Regions from separate parts of the Homo sapiens genome. Here regions 1 and 3 are each linked to region 2. A link is a contact called in ENCODE Hi-C or POLR2A ChIA-PET data. All regions are on one chromosome and are shown on one strand. The core of a region is the stretch at or near the end of the contact, and the rest is flanking DNA. Distances in the headings are between cores, read along the strand shown. Region 1 holds the start of LINC02898 (long intergenic non-protein coding RNA 2898). Region 2 overlaps EML4 (EMAP like 4). Region 3 overlaps MTA3 (metastasis associated 1 family member 3).

What was found. Hi-C counts contacts between places; a loop is a spot of excess contacts on that map. ChIA-PET counts read pairs that join two places held with the same protein, here RNA polymerase II (POLR2A). Pooled maps may share reads with other maps.
Region 1: a pooled map shows a loop between it and region 2 (3-fold over the local background). The contact joins the promoter of LINC02898 here to the enhancer-like site in region 2. A Hi-C loop is called at or near these places in 3 of 37 single-sample maps with no recorded cell type and 4 of 50 pooled maps.
Region 3: a loop to region 2 is called in a map of B cell, with 10 times the contacts of the local background. The contact joins two enhancer-like sites. A Hi-C loop is called at or near these places in 1 of 168 maps with a recorded cell type or tissue (B cell). POLR2A ChIA-PET finds 5 or more read pairs at or near these places in 1 of 52 experiments (activated T-cell).

Annotation. Positions count from the first base shown.
Region 1 is chr2:41,952,424-41,955,123 of GRCh38, reverse strand. It overlaps LINC02898 (long intergenic non-protein coding RNA 2898), which reads left to right and starts at 1,318. Exons shown (of 4, transcript NR_161189.1): 1 at 1,318-1,397; 2 at 1,816-2,136. LOC124905996 (a long non-coding RNA gene) reads right to left here. Exons shown (of 3, transcript XR_007086296.1): 3 at 2,075-2,513. RefSeq lists an enhancer at 1,443-1,582.
Region 2 is chr2:42,255,152-42,258,149 of GRCh38, reverse strand. It overlaps EML4 (EMAP like 4), which reads right to left. Exons shown (of 23, transcript NM_019063.5): 3 at 1,520-1,649. Among named protein-coding and RNA genes, the nearest start is that of EML4-AS1, 86 kb to the right of the region's middle. Within about 2 kb of position 1,354, at least 5 of the 41 ENCODE cell types and tissues checked have a DNase peak (open chromatin) inside an H3K27ac peak, as active enhancers do; they include B cell, where a contact is called at or near this core.
Region 3 is chr2:42,598,412-42,601,114 of GRCh38, reverse strand. All of the region lies in intron 3 of MTA3 (metastasis associated 1 family member 3), which reads right to left. The region is part of intron 2 of LOC105374555 (a long non-coding RNA gene); the gene reads left to right. Among named protein-coding and RNA genes, the nearest start is that of MTA3, 31 kb to the right of the region's middle. Within about 2 kb of position 1,339, at least 3 of the 41 ENCODE cell types and tissues checked have a DNase peak (open chromatin) inside an H3K27ac peak, as active enhancers do; they include B cell, where a contact is called at or near this core.

The DNA of each region.
Region 1 (2,700 bases), core at 69-2,568, 300 kb after region 2:
TGCCTCATTTCCTGTGCTTCCTCCTAGTGAGTGGCAGCTTGGACTCTTGGCTGCAGGCAGTTCTCCTGAACCGGTCACCAGGGCTCAGGATGAGCTATCCAGATGCATCTGTGACAATGTGGCTTTCATCTTCATCACAGTTGACCCCGTGGGAGGAAAGCCCCCTTTCTCCCACTTCAGCCCACATCTCTCTTCCCAGAACAGCAAACTGCCACCCAGGAGGGACTGCCGCTTCCCTGGTCGTGGGAAACTCTGCAGAACCTCCTCTCCTGAGCACTCCTGAGCGAAGAGCCAAGCCAGGGTAAGCCTGTGCATATAAGGCCTCAATTTTAGATTAGATTCCCAAATTTAATTTCCTATTCCTTAATTTAATTCTGCATTTTAGTTTTGTTTTTATTATTTACATGGGTTCCCTTTAATGATTCCAAATTGCTGCTGCCCTCTAGCAGAATTTTGTCTTATGTTAACTTCTTGAAAACTGATCAGCATTGGAGTTTATTCCACGCTGGGTTTAGTTATTTTCTGAAACGAAGCACAATTAAATTAGAATAATGAACATGCTCTTTAGAGGATTAATTCATAATTAGCAGGCCATGTGCTACAGCTCACAGAAGAAAGGGCACAAGGATCGAAAGCTGTTTTTTTCTGCCTAAATATGAAAAGTACATTCTGCAGAGCAGAACAAATCAGCTAATGACATCCAGAGCGCTGGCCAGCCCCAGAGCAGCATGGAGCTGGCACCTTGAGTTAGCGCAATCCCCACCGATGCTGCTGCCTACCTTTCCTCCCCGAGAAGGCTGGCAGCGGGCAATTTGCCTGGCTCTTCTCTCCTCAGCACAGCTGATAGAAGCCACTGTGGACCTCCTAAATTCTACCCCCAGGAAGCCCCAAACTCCACAGCCTGTGGCTTCACAAGCTTCATCCTCAGAGCTTCCTACAGCCCATTCACTCATTCATTCTTTCATCCAAGGAATGTTTTACTAGCTCCTGCTATACACCAGGCATCCATGGGATGGCCCACCCTCGGGATACATCAGGGAAGAAAACATACAAAGACCCCTACCCTTTTGGAAGTTATACTTGAGCAGGCAGAGACAGACAATAAATGGTAAAAATAATAAGTAAATTATGTATTATGTTAGAAGGTGATGAGTGCTAAAGAGGAAGGGGGGTTGAGAGTGGTGTGTGTGTGTGTGTGTGTGTGTGTGTGTGCGCGCGTGCCTGTGTGCTTTGCAGTTTTAAATAGGATGGGTCATGGTAGGCTTATGGGGAAGGTTTCAATTGAGCGAAGACTTGAAGGAAGTGAGAAAGTGAGTCACTTTCAAGCAAGTCACCCAGGTCAAGCCTGTTCTAGAAGAAACAACTATAGCAAAAGCCCTAAGGTTGGAGTGTGGCTGGTGAGTTCGGGAAGGATGGGGCCAGTGGGGGCTGAATGGAGGGAGTGAGTGGGAGATGAGGGGGACCCCATCAAGTGGGGCCTTGGGTTTTTCTCCGAGAGAACTGAAAGTCAGGGCAGGGTTCTGAGCACAGGCAGGACGTGGTCTTTTACTAAAGGATCTCTGGCTGCTGGCTGAGAACAGACTTTACAGGGTCAGGTAGATGGAAGGATGGAAGGTGGGAGACCTGTCAGAAGGCTCACAGCTTAGGCCTCTGAAACTCCAGCCCCAGGTTTTCCCATACCATGTTCTCTGGGCCTGCCAAAGTGCTGAGCTCAGGCCTCAGAACCAGGCACAGAGGCTTAGAGTCTCCTGCAGTCCCCTTTCTCCCAGAAGGACCAGTATATTTATTTTTTTATTTTTTTTATTTTTTAAACAGCCAGAGCTCACACATGGTGAGGATGTCCAGACCATTATTCCTCGATTGGGCCTGGAGACCCCTCTGCAGCCCCTCCCAATCTCTCCCACTGACCTACGGACCAGAAGGCTGGATTTTGCAATGGAAGGGAACTTGCAGGCAGCAGACAGCTCTGCACTGTCCCTTTGATTTTCCTCAGGCACCTCTGAGAGGGAGACACACTCTCAGCCAAGTACCCAACAAGGGACATGAGAAGGCTTCTGCTGTGCAGCTGCCAGAGAAACAGGGGACAGATCAAAGCAGGAGAGGACCAACATCTGCGGTAACCAAAGCAAGGACAAGGTACAAACACATTGAATGAATAAATAAGCAGATGAATGACTGATGGGTGGGGGGAATGAATGATTAATGCATAAATGAATGATTGATGAATAAACAAATGTATAGCCTGGAGCTGGCTCCTGCTCCCTGCTCTTTGGGTATCTTCTCTACTGGGAACCGAAGATTAAAGATGCTCCCGTGACCTTCACCTCTGGAATTCCCTGCTGGAGTTGGGATTACACCTGCTTCTGAGCCCAGAGGTTGGGGAGGCTTTGGCTTAGGATCGGTGGCCCAAGGCTGCAGAGATGTGCTGGCGGAAGGAGGCTGGAAGCAACTGGGGCTGGTCTGGAAGACCCCTGGGCAGCTTGTAGGTTCTGAGTGCGGAGAACTCCAAGGATCTGAGAGGAGAGAAGGGTGTGTTGGGAAGAGGGGAAAAGGAGTGGTTTAGTTTTTCCTTCCTGGTTCTACACGGGACATTCTGCAGATGCTGGGCCTTGGGTTGGTCTCATTCTAGGGCCTGTAAAGATACAGAAGTCTGTCTCAATGGAGCATTTGACTGTATTATCCCAAAAGGCAGGAAGATTT
Region 2 (2,998 bases), core at 105-2,604:
CATAAACTAACAAACTCAGCTGGCCTTGGATTGTTGAATCACTAATGTGCATAATACTGATCACTACACAGCAACAAGCAACAGTGCAATAGCTATGTAAGAAAATGGGCTGAATCTGAACCACTACTGGATACAACACGGAAATTTATTTAAAATTGTACTAAAATTTTCTAACATTTTCTTAGTTTCCCTTTTTCTACTCAAAGTGGAGTACAGGTAATAAAGTTTAGCATCCTTTGTAGGGGAAAGTCTAGATTCTGTAATGACGACGACAAAGATTGAGTTCCAGAAGGAATTTTTTTTTTTTTTTTTTGAGACGGAGTCTGGCTCTGTCACCCAGGCTGGGATACAGTGGCGCAATCGTGGCTCACTGCAAGCTCCCCCTCCTGGGTTCACGCCATTCTCCTGCCTCAGCCTCCTGAGTAGCTGCGACTACAGACACCTGCCACCACGCCTGGCTATTTTTTTTGTATTTTTTAGTAGAGACGGGGTTTCACCGTGTTAGCCAGGATGGTCTCGATCTCCTGACCTCGTGATCCGCCCGCCTCAGCCTCCCAAAGTGCTGGGATTACAGGCATGAGCCACCGTGCCCGGCCTCTAGACGGAATTTTTAAAAGGGCTGAAGATCTTGGTATTTCTTCAACATTCTTGTCATCAACTGTTTGGTTAAGTATCTATGAATCCACACCAATGAATAATTCGGTCACTAGCATTAGTTTATTGAGGTAAGCATTTTCCATCAGTACATTGTTACACATGATCTTATTACTTAAGATTTTTCCTCACTCATTCTTTGAAGAAAACGGTTTTAAGATTTTGTAGCTGATCACCTATGGTCTCTCCAAACTCTACATCGAATAATTTGCTAGAAATTACAAAAGGGGGAAAATCCTGTGAGCACTTTTATTGGAGTAAATTAGTTAACTGATGAAAAGAACATAAAGAATGCAAATCTGTAATCCACTGAAACTTATATTGCTGTAATTCCACAGCCCTCCTGCCCACCATCCCCTAACACACACACACATACACCCCCACACACCCCAGATAGTACTATATTTTTGAAATAAGCCTTAATTTTATAGTTATGGTTAAAAAATAAAAGTTATAATAGCATTTGACCTCCCACTAACATAGATATATCGAAGATTCTGTTTTGCCTTTAAAAATGCTGTATCAAATATATCACTTGCTATGGAAAATTCAGTTATATAATTTCTTTAAATATAGTGATGCTTTCAATAAATACTTGTTACAAAGAAACAAAACAAAACCAGGAAATGAAACTGCTTTCTTTCTTTAGTGAGAACGGAAAGCTTCCTCACACAACTTGACAGGCATGATGAGTGCAAGCTGAGTGAGCACAGGCTAAATGTCTCTACTTTCACAGTTTAAGAATTCAAAGGACATGCTCACTTGAATTCAAACAGCTCTATTTCATATTCTTTCTAAAGGGAGATCTCTACCACATTCAGACAATTCTGCAATGTTAGTTTTTCCCCCTTTCATAAATGGGTACCTTTTAGCAGCAGATGAAAGAGTTTCTTTTCCTGCAATTGAGACAGCACTGGTATGACTTGGTTTTCTGTTTGCACCACTTCCATTGGTTATACAGGACATGGGAATAACTGCTCGAGGGCTTGGTTGGCCTAAAGATAATTAAGGAAAAAAATTATATCAAATTTGAATATATTCCTTAAAGATCTAAATTTTAAAATTAAGTCCATTTGGAAGGAGGGGGTGGTAGAAAAAAAATTAAGTATATTATTGTTTATAACTCTTGAGCAGAATGCCCCCATGGTATGCAGCACATGATACTGTCTCAAGACTTAATCCCATCGAAACAGACCTATAGGAAAGCCATACTAATTTACTAAAACACAGTTGGGCTAGTTCTCTTAGCTAAATGGTTTGCTTTACCACACACAGCAGCCTTATAACACATGATTCAAATGTGTGCCTCAAGTAATCCATAAATCCCATGCCATCAGTCTTCAAAAACAGCTTGTTAAAACCATAAATTTTAAATCCTAGAAACCATAAATATTAAATTCTAGACTGTTACTCCATACAAATAAAGCATAAGTATATAAAGTTAACCTCTCCTTTAACTTACACAGTACATATACAAGGAGTGGAATAAATGTGTGACTGGTATATTAGTGTGGTCAGAAGACACAACATCATAAGATAAAACAGTCCTATCTATACTAAGAGTCAAGTAAAGATTTGGGAATAGAGAACATTTTTATTTTTTAATTTTTGGACTCAGTTTTCTCACGTGCACACAAGTAATATCTAGTACCTTAGGAAGTTCCACACATGGTGGTATAACACTGCATTTTTGTCAAGAATAAGATGTTGGAGGTCATTTGTGTCATAATCACCTAACGTGCTTCCTTAATATAGATTCGTAAGTCCTACATTAGATTGAATGAATTAGAAGACAGGAAGCAGGAGACCTGCTGCATTTATTTTTTGAAACCTCTTAAGAAATTTTTTTTTTACATATAAGTTACATTAATCCTCAAATTATGCAAATATCACTGGTCATCAGATTTAGTTCTAGTACGTCAAACAAGTTACTTATTGTTATATCAGTAGCTTTTTAAAAACTGTGGTAAAACAGTCCTAAAATTTATCATTTTAACCATTTAAAAATGTAGAATTCAGTGACAATTAGTATATTCACAATGTTGTGCAACCATCACCACTACCAAGTTCCAAAACATTTTCATCACCCCAAATAGAAACCATGTATCCATTGGCTGGGCGCGGTGGCTCAGCCTGTAATCCCAGCACTTTGGGAGGCTGAGGTGGGCGGATCACGAGGTCAGGAGATCGAGTCCATCCTGGCTAACATGCTGAAACCCTGTATCTACTAAAAATACAAAAAATTAGCCAGGCGTGGTGGCGAGCGCCTGTAGTCCCAGCTACTTGGGAGGCTGAGGCAGGAGAATGGCAGGAACTTGGGAGGCGGAGCTTGCAGTTAGTGGGG
Region 3 (2,703 bases), core at 90-2,589, 340 kb before region 2:
GACAACATGGTGAAACCCTGTCTCTACTAAAAATACAAAAATTAGCCGGACGTGGAGGCGCATGCCTATAGTCCCAGCTACTCGGGAGGCTGAGGCAGGAGAATTACCTGAACCCGGGAGGCGGAGGTTGCAGTGAGCCAAGAACACGCTACTGCACTCAAGCCTAAGCGACAGAACATGACTCCATCTCAAAAAGAGAAAAAAAGAAAAAAGAAAAAAATCCAGAGACAAACTCTACTCAGCAAATAAAAGATGTAAAAGAAATGAACCATTGAGCTAATCACAGTGGCTTACGTCTGTAATCCCAGAACTTTGCGAGGCCAAGGCAGGCAGATCAGCTGAGGTCCGGAGTTCAAGACCACCCTGGCCAACATGGCGAAACCCCATCTCTATTAAAAATACAAAAATCAGCCAGGTGTGGTGGCGCATCCCTGTAATCCTAGCTACTAGGAGACTGAGGCACAAGAATCGCTTGAACCCAGGAGGCAGAGGTTGCAGTGAGCGGAGATCACACCACTGCACTCCAGCCTGGGTGACAGAGCAAGACTCGGTCTCAAAACAAAACAAAGAAACATGGGCCTGAATGGGAAAGGGGATGCAAAAAAAAAAAAAATTAATAAAAAGAAACATGGGCCATATATACTATAGGATGTAACCTTTTTCAAACCTTTAACCAGTTTGGAAACCAAAAGTCAGAAAATTAATAGTCTACCATGGACAAAATGGAAATAAGAATCAGTTGGAGGGTAAAGGATTATAACTTCACTTCCTGCAACCATCTGCTATAGTACATTTCATTCTGGGAGCCCTTCACTAACAAATTTCTTCTAATCCTGTTGCCCTTTCCCCTTTACAGCTGTTCATATGAAAAGACAGACAACCACAAGCAAGTTTTTTTGTTTTGTTTTGTTTTTTTTGAGACAGAGTCTCGCTCTGTTGCCCAGGCTGGAGTGCAGTGGCGCGACCTTGGCTCACTACAACCTCTGCCTCCTGGGTTCAAGCGATTCTCCTGCCTCAGCCTCCTGAGTAGCTGGGACTACAGGAATGTGCCGCCACACCCAGCTAATTTTTTTTGTATTTTTAGTACAGACAGGGTTTCACTGTGTTAGCCAGGATGGTCTCAATCTCCTGACCTCGTGATCCGCCCGCCTCGGCCTCCCAAAGTGCTGGGATTACAAGCGTGAGCCACCATGCCTGGCCCATAAGCAAGTTTTTTAAAAAGTCTTGAAATGGAAAACATTTCCCTAACTGTATAGAGAACAGAGTAGTCTGAAAACCACCTAAACAAAAGAAGAAATGAAACTCCTTAAGCTACAAAAACCCACCAAATGAGTCAACCATATTATACCTTAATGACAAAAAGAATTAAACAAAAACAGGAAATAAAATATTTTATTTTGTTATCTTTAGGGATATCTTTACAACATCTTAACCTTGAATAATTTTCTACCATGATGAAATTAATTCCTGTCAGGAACTGCAGTTTCACCCACATGAATTACCACTACTCTTTTCTTTTTTTTTGGAGATGGAGTCTCACACTGTCGCCCGGGCTGGAGTGCAGTGGCGCAATCTCGGCTCACTGCAACCTCCACCTCCCAGCTTCACGCCATTCTCCTACCTCACCCTCCTGAGTAGCTGGAGGCGCCCGCCACCACACCCGGCTAATTTTTGTATTTTTTTTAGTAGAGACGGGGTTTCACTGTGTTAGCTAGGATGGTCTCGATCTCCTGACCTTGTGATCCACCCGCCTCGGCCTCCCAAAGTGCTGGGATTGGGATTACAGGCATAAGCCGCCGCGCCCGGTACCACTACTATTAAATGTAAAGCAAGTTTGGCTAGCCAACTATTTTTATAATGTTGCTAGAAAGATGCACAAATCCCCATAATATGAAAACATGTGCAGCTTTAAAGACTCATAGAAGTCTTATAAACATGGACACGATGCAACACTGGCTCAGGAAAAACTTGCGGAAAGGAACTGGCATGAGGTACACTGAAAGGATATGGGACATTAGCCACCGTCCTGAGCCCTGAGCTGTCACCACTAGCAAACGAAGTTAAAAAGGAGAGCAGCCACAACCATTCTCCACATTCCTAGGTGTCAAGAAAGGGGCAGAGTGAACTAAGGCTTCAGATGACCATTTTCCAACTTCCTGGCTGGAAGGGACAACTGAAAATGCATGCCACTAGCACAACTCTAGAAAAGCCTCCAGTGGTACCCACTTCCCATGTATGTCAAGGCTTCTGTGTTAATGTGAAAGTCCTCCAGGGGGCCCAGTCAAAGCTACTGTTTTCTGCATGTCTTATGATTTGTAGGGGCTTTTATTCATTTAATCGCTACAAAAACCCTCAACACAGGAAGGGTAATAAGGTAGAAAGTATTAATGAGTCCCTTGTAAAGATGAATTAAGGCTCAACAACGTTAATTTATCTGCCCCATAATGCCAAATTATACAAACATATAACAAAATGCAGTATATTTATCTTATCCAAAATAAATTTTAAGGAGATAAATAAAACATACAAAAGAAGCATTTAGAGGACAGGATACTAATCCAGTTAGGTGACCTTAGACCTAACCAAGGACTCAACCAAAAAATACAGAGGGTTTAAACAGATTATGTATAAGGTCCTTACAGGTCTAAAATTCCGTGATTTGGAATGCTAAATGAAAAATACTTTGGACTACCTAAATATAGA